Linked DNA regions of Homo sapiens: region 1 is linked to region 2. A link is an interaction called in ENCODE POLR2A ChIA-PET data of the cell type or tissue named here. Cell type or tissue: IMR-90. All regions are shown on one strand. Each heading gives the region's core, and the rest is flanking DNA. Links, peaks and the distances in the headings are about the cores only. Region 1 has its middle 150 kb from the start of SMIM23. Region 2 overlaps LOC100288254 (a long non-coding RNA gene).

Evidence for each region. Peaks named below come from ENCODE experiments on the same cell type or tissue, not always from the same donor. Only the 100,000 strongest peaks of a DNase experiment are listed, where the experiment ranks them.
Region 1: POLR2A ChIA-PET joins it to region 2 with 10 read pairs; 2 of 35 experiments call an interaction of 5 or more read pairs at or near these places.

Annotation. Positions count from the first base shown.
Region 1 is chr5:171,627,206-171,635,540 of GRCh38, reverse strand. No RefSeq gene overlaps it. Among named protein-coding and RNA genes, the nearest start is that of SMIM23, 150 kb to the left of the region's middle. In IMR-90, for the core only: a CTCF peak has its summit at 5,284; no DNase peak of the experiment used is centred there; H3K27me3 peaks cover 3,557 bases.
Region 2 is chr5:172,296,841-172,305,175 of GRCh38, reverse strand. LOC100288254 (a long non-coding RNA gene) reads right to left here. Exons shown (of 2, transcript NR_130933.1): 2 at 6,800-8,335. Among named protein-coding and RNA genes, the nearest start is that of UBTD2, 17 kb to the right of the region's middle. In IMR-90, for the core only: no CTCF peak of the experiment used is centred there; a DNase peak (open chromatin) is centred at 4,945.

The DNA of each region.
Region 1 (8,335 bases), core at 265-8,264, 670 kb after region 2:
AGGGGGAGGACACACAGGAAGCAAGCATTCTGGGAAACAGCTATGAGGGATTTGGGCTCTGAAAGGAAAGAAACTGGGGTGGAGGTGGGGACTGAGGTCTGCTTGCTGGCCCCTGCTAAATTTAGGTTGAGGGTGAGGGCAGAGCCAGGTAACTGAGAAGTGAGCATCCTCACTGTCTACAAAGTACTTTCACAACTTTTGTTTAAGCCCAAGGCAGATGCCATGGGAGCCGGTTGGAATGGAGGTAAAAGCACTGGGGTCAGACCCAGGGCTGAAGGTCCGGCAGTTCTACCCACTGAGCTGTGTGACCTTGGGCAAGTGACTGGCCCTCTCTGAGCCTCAGTGTTCTCAGCTATGAAATAGGGACAATAGCAGTACATATGCTGCACCTTCAATAATTATTTCACTTCTAAACTAGAAAATGGACTGTCACTTTGTGGAAGGGTTTTTTACTTTATAAAGGAAATTGCCACAGCACCCATGAACTTGACCTTCCATTTGTAATAATACCTGCAGTTTCTCAAGAGATTAGTTATTGCATGGACCCACAAAGAGACCTCCCACACCTAGAGAGGGCTTTCATCTGTATCCAACCCCCATCTGCAAATTCGGGATGTCAATAATAATTGCAAGCTCTCTGAGCTGTATGAAGACAAACTGAAAAGATACATGGGGTAGCAGTTAAGATGCTTTTGTTAGTAGAAAGACACAAGTAATAAAAACCTGGTCTCAAATTCAAGGGTGGCTTTAAATTTCCTTAAAATTTATGATCTCATGTAAGAGTTTCAGAGGCACAGTGGCTTCAGGGTGGGTTGGACCCATAGTTCAATGCTGTCATCAGAGTTTCTCCATCTCTCTGCTCTGTCATCTGCAATGATGGCTTCATTCCAAAAATCCAAACAAGATGGCACCAGAAGTCCCAGGCATCACATCCAAGTATAGCAATGTCCAGAAGAGGACCAAGTACCTTTTCCAGTAGCTCACTGGTAGAGGGGAGAAGACTATGTCTAGCAGCAGGTATGCTCTTGCCTCTGCTTAGATAGACTTAAGTTATCTGATGATTCCTGACGTGATTATTTGTCAAGGTACAAGGGATAGCCTGGAATTGGAGAAGGGTCAACCTCTTCCAAAGCATATGGCTCTGTAGTAGGGGGAATAACTTATGCAAAAAAGAAGAAAAAGAGTATCTTTGTTGGGTTCTTCTAGAAGCAGAACTTACACTTGAACTTCCTTATTTGGAAACACCAGCAGGAGAATGAGGAAGTGGGACAGAGGAGGAAAGACAGCTTTCATCAGGCCAGTTGCTACTGTGGGTAACTGCAGCTGAGGCCACTGAGAAACCTGGGAGATGATGTGGAACACACCTCGGAGGTAACCCGAACTAGGGCCAGGAAGCTAAGGTATTTCTCCACAGCACCCTGTTTATCCTGAGTTCAGGGATACTTCCTTCCAGTACATTAACCAGCACTTTAACGTTGCCCTGAGTTCAGACCTAGCAAGTTTCCACAGATAGAAAAAATCCCTGAGGCAGAGAATTGCAGGTGTTTGCAGATGGAGGTGAGGCAATGGGCGGGGCATCGACAGCATCTGAAACAGGAGGATGGAGCCTGGGTTGGCAGCCAGCAGCAGTAACCCTTTTCAGTTAGAGAAGACAGAGCCCATCTTCTTAGCATGACCAAGAGCAGGAGGCCCTTCTTGACACGAGCCACACGATGTCCAGGACATATTTGTCACTTGAACAATAGAATTTTTCATAAACTCCTCAAAGGCCCAAGGTCTCATCTCATCACATGCAGACTGACAAATCCTTCCAGATCTTTCCTCTGTGTTCCTAGGTCGTCTCTCCTGGGAGTGCCCTTGAAATCACTGGGATTCTAAAACAAAGAAAATAACACTACTACTAATAATAACAATAATAGCAGAGGCTACCAGTTTGCGCACCTACAAAAGTCCAGGAATTATGTTTCCATGTATCTTATTTAACCCTCACAGCCACCCTGTGAGGTGGGTCATGTTATCATCCCCATTCCATAGATGAGAAAATTGAGAAACAGAGAAGGGACTGGCTTAGCTAAAGTCATAAAGGAATGGCGGAGGTGAATCTCAGCACAGGCAGCCAGTGGGCTCATAAGAAGTGCTGAGCAGGGCCTGGTGCAGTGGCTCACACCTGTAATCCCGGCACTTTGGGAGGCTGAGGTGGCCAGATCACTTGAGGTCAGGAGTTTGAGACCTGCCTGACCAACATGATGAAACCCCATCTCTACCAAAAATACAAAAATTAGTCAGGCATGATGGCAGGTGCCTGTAATCCCAGCTACTCAGGAGACTGAGGCAGGAGAATTGCTTGAACCCGGAGGCCGAGGTTGCAGTGAGCTGAGATTGCACCACTGCACTCCTGCCTGGGCGAGAGAGTGTCTCTGGAGGCAGCAAAGAGGGTCCAATGAGCGCTGGAGCGCCACGTGAGCCTCCTTCTAGGCTGCGAAAGCATGTAGTAGGTTCAGTAACAATTGGTTGAATAAAAAAAAGTCTCCATAAATGTTATGGGGTGAGTTCCCCCATTTTAGGAATAAGGAAATGGAAGGGGATAAAAGTTCAAATCCAAGAACACTCTAAAGGAGCTAGGATTGAAACCAAGGTCTCTCTGACCTCAAGCTCTTTTCCACCACACTGTGGGGTCTGTGGTTGTGTACTGGCTGTTGAGACCAGAACCACAGGGACCAGCTGACTGTCTTGCGGTGGCTGAGAGCTGAGGCCTTGGCTCTGGCCACCACACTGTCCCTGCCCACCGTGGATCCTAAAGGGCTGTGGGAGGGAGGGTTTGGGCCCTTGCTGCCCAACTGAAACACAGTGTGAACCGCAAGTGCAAGCCACATACATAAGTTTTAATTTTCCAGTAGCTACATTAGAAAAGTAAAGAGAAACTGGTAAAAATAATTTTATTATATATTTTGCTTAACTTAATATATATCCACATATTATAAATTTAGTGTATAGTCGATACAAAACATGACAAATGAGTTTTCTTTCTTTCTAATTTTTTTAAGGATTTCAAATCCAGTGTGCATTTTATACTTACAGCACATCTCCATTTGAAGTAGCCATACTTCAAGTGCTGAACAGCCACTAGGCTGGGCAAGTTTGGATGATTCAGAGAAAACTTTGCCCTTCCCACTCTCCTCTCGTTCACCTCCTACACACATGCCACACACGAAAAATCAAATCAATATACATACATACATAACGTTTTATATATATATATATACACATATATATATATAATATATTTCTCAAAATGACAAGAGTATAGAGCTAGAGAACAGGCTGGCGATTGCCAGTGGTTAGGAAGAAGAGGAGAGATGAGCGGGTGTGATCCTCCAGGGTATCCCGAGGGAAATCATGATGATGATGGAATAGTTCTGTGTCTTGATTGTGGTGGTGGTTACACAGATCATCAACATGGGATAAAATGACCTAGAACTATACACACAGACTGCACTCACGTCAATATCCTGACTTTGACATTGTACTAGAGTTATGTAAGATGCCACCATCGGGAAAAACCAGATGAAGGGTACATAGGAATTGTCTGTATTATCTTTGCAGCTTCCTATGAATTTATATTTATTTCCAAACTAAAGGCTTAAAAAACAAAAAGAACAGAAAAGAAAAAGGAAACAACCTAAATGTCCAAAAATACGAGATTTTGGTTAAATGAACTATGCTGTCAGTCACTTTACATATACATTTTATTGTGTATACATTATATTTTATTTATTTATTTATTTTGAGATGGGGTCTCACTGTGTCATCCAAGCTAGAGTGTAGTGGCACAATCTCGGCTCGCTGCAACCTCTGCCTCTCCGGTTCAAGTGATTCTTGTGCCTCAGCCTCCCAAGTAGCTGGGACTACAGGTGCACACCACCATGTCCAGCTAAATATTGCATTTTTAGTAGAGCCAGGGTTTCACCATGTTGGTGTATATACATTTTATTGTACATTGCCGTACAATGAAATGATTCTGAGCCATTTAGAATGATCAAGAAAACCACATAGGCAGACAAAGAAAATCGGAATACACGACAGCATATCCTGTAAGATTTCCTTGTTGTAACTAGGTTTGTGTGTGCACCAGACACACGAAAGTCTGATAGGATAAGACACAATGTTAGCGGTGGTTATCTCTGGGTGACTTTCGTCTTTTGAACTGCCCAATGTTTTATGATGCACATGTATTACTTTAGTAATCAGGGAGAATATGCTATTTCTATGTTGGGGAAAAAAAAGAAAAGTGTAAGAAAGTGGCCGAAGGGCAGCAGATTGTGTGGCCATGCCATCGTTCTATCCCGAACGCAGCTCCATGAAGGTGTGCAAAGGGAGGCCAGCAAAGAAGTTCTCCCAGGGGAAGGGACAGTGAAATATGTGCTTTGCTTTCTGGCAGGAACCAAACAAAAGGAGATGGAGTGATTCAGACCAAAGGCCACAGCACGTCAGGAATAAAACAGCACCTGGTATATTACAGTCCCAAAACACGTGTGTGGACTAGGGGTGGGGATGTGTAAAAAAAAAAAGAGAAACTGGTTGCTGAATCTGGGTAGGAATTCAGCTATGAGCGCTCTCTGTCTCTCTCTCTCAAATAGTCTTTGGTACTTTTGCTCTGTCATCATTTCTGTTAAGAGAAGCACCTGGTTTTATATTTGCAACCACAAGCTCAAAATGCCTTTCTGCTGGGTTTGTCTACATCTGGGCCCAGGGAGGCCACAGCCCCTGAGTAAATCACCCTGAAGGCTCAGCCAGGGACCTGGATGAGCAGAAATTTCTGTGAAGGTTGGGGTGGCAATTAGGACTTGCATGAATAATCCAGACAACAATCACCAGGGTAATTAATATTTCTTTTATTTTAAAGAATTTACTGTGCCCCAGACACTGTCTGTCGCTGCTCTGCATTACTTTCTAAAATTGGTATTGCTCCGTTTTACAGATAAACTGAGGACTAGGGGAGGTAACCAGCTGAAGGTCATGCAGCTAGTCCTGGATGGAGCCAGGGGGGCCCCAGTCCCGTCTGTCCCCAAAGCTACGTTCTTTCTACACGGGGCCTTGGGTGGTCCCCTTCATTTTCCTTGGGGACACGAGGATAAACGGAGGAAGGCAGAGTTTGCACAGAACCTTGTGGCTCCCCTCGAGGGTAGACATCTGCTGGTGCCACCCGAATGGCCACTCCTGACGGAGCGGGTCCCAGGATGGCGAGGCTGCGCGGGCTGGGACGGGATCTCCTGCGCACAGGCTCCCCCTTATGGAAATGAGGGAGACGCCGCTGCAACTCCAACCTGCCGCTCCACCCAGACAGAGGCGCTGGGAAGGGCTGCCCACGCCCACCCAGCCCTGCGCCTGGATGACGGCCCGCCCCGGGCTTCCTGCTCGGAGCGCGCTCTGGCCCCTAGAGCAGGCATCTTCTTTGGCGTTCCACTCGAGGACGTGTTCTTGAATCCACACGCTACTGAATGTTGATAAATAAAATAACATAAGCTGACAGAGGCCTGAGAAGAAGCGATGATATTTACAATGGGCTTCTCAGGGAGCTTTTCCTGTTTCGACACCAGAAGGAAAACATCCTTGCTTTAAAATATATATAGCATGTGTAATGTTTTATTTCCTAGGATGGCTGAGAACTGCTTTCTAACCATAGAGCTTTGGTTGAATTCTGTTCCCTCCGTGAGCCTCAGCGCCCTCATCTGTAAGATGGGTGTGATGACACTGATCTCATAGGATGGTTGTGACCTGTGCCCATAAAGGGCTTTAGGTCCTTCTGGGAATCTTACAATTCCAGTGCTCATTCACTTACTCAGTAATTAAGCCACTCAAAAAAAGTGTTTACCCAGCACCCACTATGTGCCAGGCACAATGAGGAAATCAGACAGGGGCCCTCTGTGTCTTTAAAAACAAGGGTGAGGCCTGGCTGCCAGGAGGCACGCAGGAAATGGAGGAAGCCCTCGGGGAAGGGAGGACAGAGAGAAGGAGCGACCACGTGATTTCCCTGACCTGCAGCCCACTGGGTCAGCTGGACCGGGAGCCAGGACACCTGACTCTAACTTGGTCCCTATTTCTCTGTGACCTTGTCCTCTGCTCCTCCCTCCCTCTCTCTGAGCCTCCATTCACCCACCTGCAAAATGGAGGAGCAGAAGGGAACGCCTGGTGGAGGTGCTGTGATTTGACCAGCCAAGCCTCCTTTGGATTAAAAGACAGCCCTGCTTCAGACTGTCCCCCATCCCTGTCCTCCATGGTCGTCCCCCCATCATGGTGCCCCCATGGGGTCCTCTTGCCTGTTCTCCCTGAGCCCTAGAACACTGTCCCTGCTCTTTAGACGTAGGCAGGGTTGGGCAGGGGGACCTGGCTCTGTAATCTGAACCTCAGTTTCCTCATCTATAAAAGGATTTGTAAAAGGGATCCTTGGTGGTTTGATTCTGAGGATTTAACAATAAGGACTCCAAAGTGCAAGGGTGGGAGAGTGCTTTGTAGCCATCCATGCCCTCCACAGATAGACAGTCCTGTTGATCTTATTATCTGGGGCATCCCTGTGGAAGCGCGTCCTCTGGGGTGGGCTTTGAGGGGATGGGAAATGAAGAGATTCAGCTGTAGGGCTTGCCAAGTAAATACCCCTAGACTTCCTGAAGGAGGAGATTCCAGAGCAGGCTGCTGGGATGAGAATGAGTTTGCAAATTGAGTGGCAGGGCTGTCAGTGTGGGGAGGGGGATATTCCACGTGGAGGAAACTGAGTATACAGAAGTTCGTGTATTGAAATAGCCTGGAGGCTGGCTTTGATCCTAATAAGGGAAGATCTTCAAGCTAGTATTCTGCGCGGGAGGGCAGCCAACATGGGGGTTTGGGAAGAGGAGGCTGGTAAGGCAGGCAAGACACCCTGGGCATGAAGGGCTTTGGATGCCAAGACCTTTGGGACTTTGGATTTCAGACCAAGGGAAGCCATGCTTGTGTAACTTGGGCGGAGCAGAGAGGGGAATTGAAGCGGGAGAGACCAGGGTGGCAATAATCCAGTGGGGAGAGAGAGTGAGAGCTGGCTGCGGTCAAGGCTGTGGGGATGTGGAAAAGGGAAAGTATTTGAGAGATGTTCCCGAGATGGCCCCAACGGGGCTGCATGATGGATTGACTGTGGGGCGTGAGGCAGAGGGAAGATCTTACCATCTAGCTGGAGGGCCCAGACAGACACCCGGGAACAAGAGTGAAGTAGATGAGAGAGAGGATAATTAAGTGCTAAATTGTGCAGCTTAATTTATTGTCTGGATAGTTGCCTTGTACTATAAACCCCGTTGCTCTAATGAGCTCATGACATCAGTCAGCAAGGAAAGTATGCCTAACGCATTGCCCATCACACTGGGGCCATCTGTGGGCACTGCCCAGATGCCTATCTGGACAGACACTCTGGCTGCCAGGCTTCTGGACTCAGTTTGCAATTGAGGGTACCAACAAGTGCCAGGCCAGGGCACCTCTGGCAAAATCCCTTCCTTAGAAGCTTCAGAATCCAAAAGGCCAGGGACTCCCAGGGGTTTAGTTCCAAAGAGGAAGGAAGGAGGCACAGAGTTGGAACTTCACTGTAATGCAAGAGCATGGGTCCTGCCCCAGGGTCCAGGGGAGTTGGATTCACATCTAGCCCCCTTCCTGCTTATGTGACCTTGGGCTGGCCTCCAACCCTTCTGAGCCATTCATTGTCTTATCTGTGAATTCAAGCAAGCACCCAGAAAGTGTTCTGTGAACCTCAGTTATCATGAAAAGATTCTCCCAGTTGAGGCCGGGCATGGTGGCTCACACCTGTAATCCCAGCACTTTGGGAGGCCGAGGCGGGTAGATCACAAGGTCAAGAGATTGAGACCATCCTGGCCGACATGGTAAAACGCTGTCTCTACTTAAAATACAACAAATTAGCTGGGTGGTGGCATGCGCCTCTTAGTCCCAGCTACTTGGGAGGTTGAGGCAGAAGAATCACTTGAACCTGGGAGGCGGAGTGTGCAGTGAGCCGAGATTGTGCCACTGCACTCCAGCCTGACAACAAAGTGAGACTCTGTCTCAAAAAAAAAAAGATTCTCCCAGTTGAAAAAGATGTTGAAAACAATAGGTATGTAAGAGCACCCACCTTACTTACTTCTCATGGACCACATCCCAGGCCTGGAGCTCCTGGGGATGCAGAGAATTTATTCTGTCCACCTACACTGGAGGGGAGAAGACAATTCACCCTTGATTCTATTACTCCGTTTATTGAGTCTTTTAAAGAGATTTTCAGTGTGTGATAAAGAGAGAGGGGTTTGTCTTGGTGAAAACCAGAGGCTTT
Region 2 (8,335 bases), core at 137-8,136:
CCTGGCTAATTTTTGTAATTTTAGCAGAGATGGGATTTCACCATGTTGGCCAGGCTGGTCTTGAACTCCTAGCCTCAAGTGATCTGCTAGCCTCAGCCTCCCAAAGTGCTGGGATTACAGGTGTGAGCCAACGCACCTGGCCAGTTTTGTCAAAGCTTTTTAAGTACATATGGGAATGATCATATGATTTTTCTTCTTAGATCTACAAATATGTTTAATTATATTAAAAGATTTTGCTGCTGGGCATGGTGGCTCATGCCTGTAATCCCAGCACTTTGGGAGGCTGAGGCGGGCAGATCACCTGAGGTCAGGAGTTCAAGACCAGCATGACCAACATGGAGAAACCCCATCTCTACTAAAAATACAAAATTAGCCAGGGTGGTGGCTCATACTGAGGAAGGAGAATCACTTGAACCCAGAAAGCGGAGGTTGCGGTGAGCTGAGATTGTGCCATTGCACTCCAGCCTGGGCAACAACAGCAAAACTCTGGGAAAAAAAAAAAAAAAAGATTTTGCAATATTGGACTCATCTCACATTTTCATTATTAACTCCACTTGGTCATGGTTTATCATTTTCTTAATGTGGTATTTGAATCTGTTTGCTAACATTTTATTTAACATTATTTATTTTTATTCTCAAAGGAGGTGATATTTAGCTTTTTTTTTTTTTTTTTTTTTTTTTGAGACAGAGTTTTTCTCTTGTTGCCCAGGCTGGAATGCAATGGCACAACCTCAGCTCACTGCAAACTCTGCCTTCCGGGTTCAAGGGATTCTCCTCCCTCAGCCTCCCAAGTAGCTGGGATTACAGGCATGCCCTGCCATGTCTGGCTAATTTTGTATTTTTAGTAGAGGTGGAGTTTCACCATGTTGGTCAGGCTGGCCTCAAATTCCTGACCTCAGGTGATCCACCCACCTCGGCCTCCCAACGTATTGGGATTACAGGCATGAGCCACTGCACCCAGCCAATATTTAGCATTTTAAAAAATGATACTGTGTCTGCTCTCTTTATCAGCTTAGGATATCAATGTCAACCTGCTTCATAGAATTTAGAAATTTCCCTTCATTTGGTCAAGGATACAAAAAAAAATCACCTTCATTTTCTCTTCTCTGGAATAATTTATGTAGTAATAGCCCTATTTATTTGTTAACCATTTTTATAAAATCCTCTTGTGAAACCATCTGAGCTTGGTGCTGATGTGAGTTAGTTCCTTGATAGCATGCCATATTTATTCCTTGAAATTGATTTAACTTTTCAGTGAGGTCGATTTTGTTCAACTATATTTTACTGAGATATTATCCATTTCATTAGGTTTTCAAATTTCTTTGCATAGAGGTGTGTGGTATGGTCTGAATATTTGTGTCCCTCCCCAAATTCTTATGTTGAAATTCTAACCCCTGAGGTGATGGTATTAAGAAGTGGAGCTTGGGAAATGATTAAGTCATGAGGGTGGAGCCCCATGAATGTTATGTCATCCTAAATAACAAACAGAGAGGGAGACTCTCTAAATCATATTTGGAAATGGGTGTTGCAATGGGAATATACCCACAATAGTAAACTACATGCATATTGAGGGAGGTAAAGGAAGACAAAAGTTTTTAAAGAAAAAATGAGAGGGATTACATAATTCTTTTGAGATAATTATCTTTGGCTAAAAGGATCAATAACAAGGGTGGCGTCAGTCCAAGTTTGGACAGGCAGTTGCTGGGCAGATGTCCTCGCAGAAGAATTATTTTGTGTAAGGTTGTGCCTTTGTGCACGGTCATGGGTTTTGCAGTCTTTTGTGATAGCTTTTGTTGTCAGGCCTTCATGGCCTTCCCGGCTCTGCATTTCGGGATTTTTTTTTTTTTTTAACACAAGTGACTCATTTTGATTCTGACAATATTCACAGGGATTAGTGCCCTTAGAAAGTCAGCTCAAAGGAGCTCTGTCACCTCTTCCACCATGTGAGGGCACAGGTAGAAGCCACCATCTATGAATCAGAAAACAGGTCTTTCACCAGATACCAAATCTGCTTGCCTTGATCTTAGGCTCCCAGCCTTCAGAACTGTGTGAAATAAATTCTGTTGTTTGTAAGCTACCCAGTTTACGGTATTTTGTTATAGCAGCCTAAATGGGCTAAGAGGTATGTGTGCACAGGAGTCTTTTATGACTGTCTGGCTTCCTCTGTAGTAATAGTCTCTTTCCCTTGCCATTTCTTATTCTGCATATTTGTGCTTACTCCTCCCCACGTATTTTTTAATTAAATTAGATCATGGCTTGACTATTTTCTGACTTTATTCAAAGAATCCGTATTTTGTTTTATTTTGATCTGCTGTTTTTCAGTTCTTGGCTTTATTGCTTTTTAGTTTTGTCTTTATTCTTTTCTTCCTTGTGTTTTCTTTTGTTTTTTATAACTTGAATTGGAAATGTAATTAATTTAAACCCAACTCATTGTTTAATTTTTATTGACATGGGTGTTTTATACATCTGTTAAACTAAATTTGGCCTAAGGATGCCTCCATACTTGAGTCCTTATGGAACAAACTGCAACCTAACTTAGTACATAAATTAACTAAAAGCCTAACTTAGGAGTATACTTTTGGAGCTAATATCTGAGTCTCAGCCAATCATAGCAGCCCAGCTTCAGTCAGTCGCAGCCCCCAGCTGAGGAGACCATGTTCAAATAAGGCAAATGCCCAGCTGTAATCAATAGAGCTGTCTCTGTACCTCCATTTTCTGTCCATAAACGCTGCCTGACCATATTGCAGGCTAGAGCTCTCTGAACCTGTTTTGGTTTTGAGGATTGCCTCATTTGTGAATTGTTTTTTGCTCAAATAAACTCTGCTAAATTTACTTTGAAGTTTTTCTTTTAACAGATTGGCATCGGAAGTGGGATCCAAAGTAAACCTCCATTGGCAGAGTGTGATGGCTCACATCTGTGATCCCAGCTCTTTGGGAGGCTGAGGCAGGCTGATCCCTTGAGGGCAGAAGTTTGAGATCAGCCTGGCAAACGTGGCGAAACCCCAGCTCTACTAAAAATGCAAAAATTAGCGGGTGTAGTGGTGCACGCTTGTAATCCCAGCTGTGTGGGAGGCTGAGGCATGGGAATCACTTGAACCCAGGAGGCGGAGGTTGCAGTGAGCCGAGATCACACCACTGCACTCCAGCCTGGGCCACAGAGCAAGACTCTGTCTCAAAAAAAATAAAATAAAATTGGAGTTCCCACAACCCCTCTCCTCAGGTTTGATAATTTGCTGGAACAGCTCACAGAACTCAGCGATAAGCTTTATTTACATATACCAGTTTACTATAAAATATATTATGTGCGGGTGCTGTGGCTCATGCCTGTAATCCCAGCACTTTGGGAGGCTGAGGCGGCTGGATCACTTAAGGACAGGAGTTTGAGACCAACCTGGCCAAAATGACAAAACCCCATCTCTACTAAAAATATGAGAATTAAGCAGGGCATGGTGGCATGCACTGTAATCCCAGCTACTTGGGAGGCTGAGGCATGAAAATCACTTGAACCTGAACCCAGGAGGCAGAGGTTCCTAGAGATCGCACCACTACACTCTAACCTGGGCGACAGAATGAGACTATGTCTCAAAAAAAAAAAAAAAAAAAAAAAAAGAGGCCAGGCGCGGTGGCTCACACCTGTAATCCCAGCGTTTTGCGAGTCTGAGGAGGGCAGATCACTTCAGGTCAGGAATTTGAGACCAGCCTGAGAGTGTGATGTTCCCCTTCCTGTGTCCATGTGTTCTCATTGTTCAATTCCCATCTATGAGTGAGAACATGCGGTGTTTGGTTTTTTGTCCCTGCGATAGTTTACTGAGAATGATGATTTCCAATTTCATCCATGTCCCTACAAAGGACATGAACTCATCATTTTTTTATGGCTGCATAGTATTCCATGGTGTTTATGTGCCACATTTTCTTAATCCAGTCTATCATTGTTGGACATTTGGGTTGGTTCCAAGTCTTTGCTACTGTGAATAGTGCCACAATAAACATACGTGTGCATGTGTCTTTATAGCAGCATGATTTATAGTCCTTTGGGTATATACCCAGTAATGGGATGGCTGGGTCAAATAGTATTTCTAGTTCTAGATCCCTGAGGAATCACCACACTGACTTCCACAATGGTTGAACTAGTTTACAGTCCCACCAACAGTGTAAAAGTGTTCCTATTTCTCCATATCCTCTCCAGCACCTGTTGTTTCCTGACTTTTTAATGATTGCCATTCTAACTGGTGTGAGATGGTATCTTATTGTGGTTTTGATTTGCATTTCTCTGATGGCCAGTGATGATGAGCATTTTTTCATGTGTCTTTTGGCTGCATAAAAGAGAGTAATTTTTTCCTGAAGTAGAATGGTTAGTTGTTCCAAATGAGAAGAGAAAAAGTATAGGAGCAAAACCTGAATGGATAAGAAGGTTGTAGGTGTGTGGAAGATGAATCTTGTGATATAAATTTTATGTGTGATGTAGGGAATTATTTAGAATGTTTTTCCTAAAAAACTGAGCATTAATAGCAAAACTAGAATTTGGCCTTCTCTGTTAAAACAACAAGGTTTTCTTAGAGTATTGGCCTCTGATCTTAACAGAAAATTGTTAACAATTTTTCTTTACCTTTTAGGTAATTGGCCTAGGGGAAAAAAAGATTCTGTGTCTTACCAAGAAATTTTCCTGTGCTTCAATTTTTTTTTTTTAAGAGACAGGGTCTCACTCTGTTGCCCAGGGTGGAGTACAGTGGCATATCATAGCTCATTGCAGCCTTGAACTCCTGGGCTCAAGCCATCCCCATGCCTCAGCTTCCCAAGTAGTTAGAACTACAGGTGCTCACTGCCACACCTGGCTACTTTTTTATTTTGTAAAGATGGGTCTCACTATGCTCGCCAGGCTTGTCTTGAACTCCTGGCCTCAACTGATCCTCCCACTTCAGCTTCCCAGGCTGTTGAGATTACAGGCATGAGTCACTGCAACCAGCCTTGTGTTGTCTTTATTGGGTTTTCGGTCACTTAAGAAAACTGAGAGATCAGAAAGTTGACTAAATACAGAAAGTTACATGGTTGTCAAAAAAAACCTTAGCTCCAAGCTAAGTGTATAAATGTTTTATACACTTGAGCTGAGGTTTTTTTTTTTTTTTTTACAGCTATGTAACTTTCTGTATTTGCCTTTGAAGCCTTTTAATTGTCACTTTGGTTAAATGAATGACTATTGTTCACAGTGACCTGTGAACCTATTTTGATCAAATGTTTTAAATCTTTGATATGTTTGACAAACTCCCCCAAAATCAAAATCTAAATGAAGTCTTTTTCTTGACCTTGAATTAACTTTGAATTTTTCCAGGTGGGCCTTTGGAATATCTCAGAATGATACCTTTCCTTATAAAAAGAGAGATATCACATGAATTGAGCCTATTAAATATATTAAATTATATGGGAAGCATTGCCAAATGATAAGTAATAGTAAACCTTCTTTGAATTATATTTGTATGGACGTGTTATTAATGTGTGTTTTAGAAATTATATGATATTTATAGAAATCAAATAGTCCTGGTAGAATGTTATCATTCATAATTTTAGTTATTATTTTAAAATGTTGCATGCAAGAGAAATAATCAAATTTTGTTGTGAATTGTATTAACATTGTAATTAACTTTAATCAGATCTTTAACCATTCACAAATGGTTAATCTTTGTAACTCACAAATGATTGTTTACTCTGGTACTTTCCTGAATTAAAGAAATAAGATTGGTGTTTAAGAGGGTATAAATCCAATGTGAAGCCTGGACCCACGAAGAGGCTGGATGGCTGCCTGGTAATTCCTGAGTCCTTAAATCTTCCATCATTAGGCCAGGCATGGTGGCTCACGCCTGTAATTCCAGCACTTTGGGAGGCTGAGACAGGCAGATTGCTGGAGTCCAGGAGCTCAAGACCAGCCTGGGCAACATGGAAAAACCCTATCTCTACAAAAAATACCAAAAAAAAAAAAAAAAAAAATTAGCTGGATCTGGTGGTACATGCCTGTAGTCCTAGCTACTTGGTGCTGAGGTGGGAGGATCACTTGAACCCAGGAGGTTGAAGCTGCAGTGAGCTGAGATCATGCCACTGTACTCCAGCCTGAGTGACAGAGTGAGACCCTATCTCAAAAAGTTTCCTGTTTTTGTTTTTTTTTTTTTGAGACGGAGTTTCACTCTTGTTGCCCAGGCTGGAGTGCAAGGGTGCAATCTCAGCTTGCTGCAACCTCTGCCTCCTGGGTTCAAGAGATTCTCCTGCCTCAGCCTCCCAAGTAGCTGGGATTACGGTGCCTGCCACCTGTAATTTTTGTATTTTTAGTAGAAACGGGGTTTCACCACGTTGGTCAGGCTGGTCTCGAACTCCTGACCTCAGGTGATCCGCCTGCCTAGGCCTCCCAAAGGAGCGATTATAGGTGTGAGCCACTGCGCCCGGCCAAAAGTTTCCATCATTAAAAGTTATGCCTGCCATAGCTCACCATGGAGTAGAAAAAAATGATATAAATTACAGAAAAAATATTGATGTGGTAACCAATGTTTGGTTTGTTAAACCCACAATTCTGTAAAGACAAAACTTCAGGTTTTGCTTCATTTCTGCTACTTGATGGGCCATTTGAACATTTTCAGAGGGATTTTATTCAATTGCCACCTTCAATGGGATATAAGTATGTTCTTGTAATAGTCTATGTTCTTTGGCTGAATAGAAGCTTTCCATGGAGGAAGGCCAATACTATTACAGTAGCTAAAAGTTTATTCAAAAATGTGTTTCCTTTATGGGGCATTCTTGGAGAAAAGAAAGCTCCACTGACAGAGATACCAATTTTACTCGGAAAGTTATAAAGCAATAAAATAAAGTGTTACAAACACAATGGCATTACCATTGTTGCTATCACCTTTAGTCTTCTGGAAAGGTTGAAAGGACAAATGGCATCTTGGAACTGAAACTGGCAAAGTTAAGTGAATTGACTGGATTGCCTTGGCTAACAGTATTACCATTGGCCTTGATGGCAATCAGATTCCCCTCTCAGTGGAAAATGTAACTTGACCCCTTATGAAACAGTCACTGGGCCGGGCATGGTGGCTCATGCCTGTAATCCCAGCACTTTGGGAGGCCGAGGAGGGCAGAACACCTGAGGTCAGGAGTTTGAGACCAGCCTGGCCAACATGGGGGTTTCAACCCCATCTCTATTAAAAATAAAAAATTAGCTGGGTGTCATGGCACGCGCCTGTAGTCCCAGCTACTCGGGAGGCTGAGGAAGGAGAATTGCTTGAACCTGGGAGGTGGAGGTTGCAGTGAGCCGGGATCGTGTCACTGCACTCCAGTCCTGGCGACAGAGCGAGACTCCATCTCAAAAAAAAAAGAAAGAAAGAAAAGAAACAGTCACTGGAAGGCCTATGCCCCTAAGAATAGAACCTCATGTATCTTCTACTCTTATAAACTCTGCTATGATTCAGTAGTGCAAGGCTTTAATGCATTATGCCAAAGCATACTTTCACTAGGTTAACAAAAAAAAAAAAAAAGGCAGGCCGGGCGCGGTGGCTCACACCTATAATCCCAGCACTTTGGGAGGCTGAGGCAGGCGGATCACGAGGTCAGGAGTTCAAGACCAGCCTGGCCAAGATGATGAAATCCCGTCTCTACTAAAAATACAAAAATTAGCCAGGTGTGGTGGCAGGCGCCTGTAATCCCAGCTACTTGGGAGGCTGAGGCAGGAGAATTGCTTGAACCTGGGTGGCAGAAGTTGCAGTGAGTCAAGATCACGCCACTGCACTCTAGCCTGGGTGATCAAGTGAGACTCTGTCTCAAAAAAAAAAAGAAAAAGAAAAAGAAAAAGAAAAAAAGGGGGGGCCTTCATGACCCACCAGCAGATGACAACTAGATTTCTCAGAGTCCAAAACTCAGCGATTGAGTCCTTTGGAAATGACACCAGAGAAAGACTGTCCTTGAACTCTATTGGAAGGGACCATAACAAGTTCTTCTCTGCCACAAAACTTCAGTGCTCTGAGACTTGGATCCACAACTCTCAACTCAAAGGAGCCCCTCAAGACTCCTGAAGCCGTACACCCGTGGGATTCGAGACTCCTGAAGCCGTACGCCCGTGGGATTCGAGACTCCTGAAGCCGTACGCCCGTGGGATTCGAGACTCCTGAAGCCGTACGCCCGTGGGATTCGAGACTCCTGAAGCCGTACGCCCGTGGGATTCGAGACTCCTGAAGCCGTACGCCCGTGGGATTCGAGACTCCTGAAGCCGTACGCCCGTGGGATTCGAGACTCCTGAAGCCGTACGCCCGTGGGATTCGAGACTCCTGAAGCCGTACGCCCGTGGGATTCGAGACTCCTG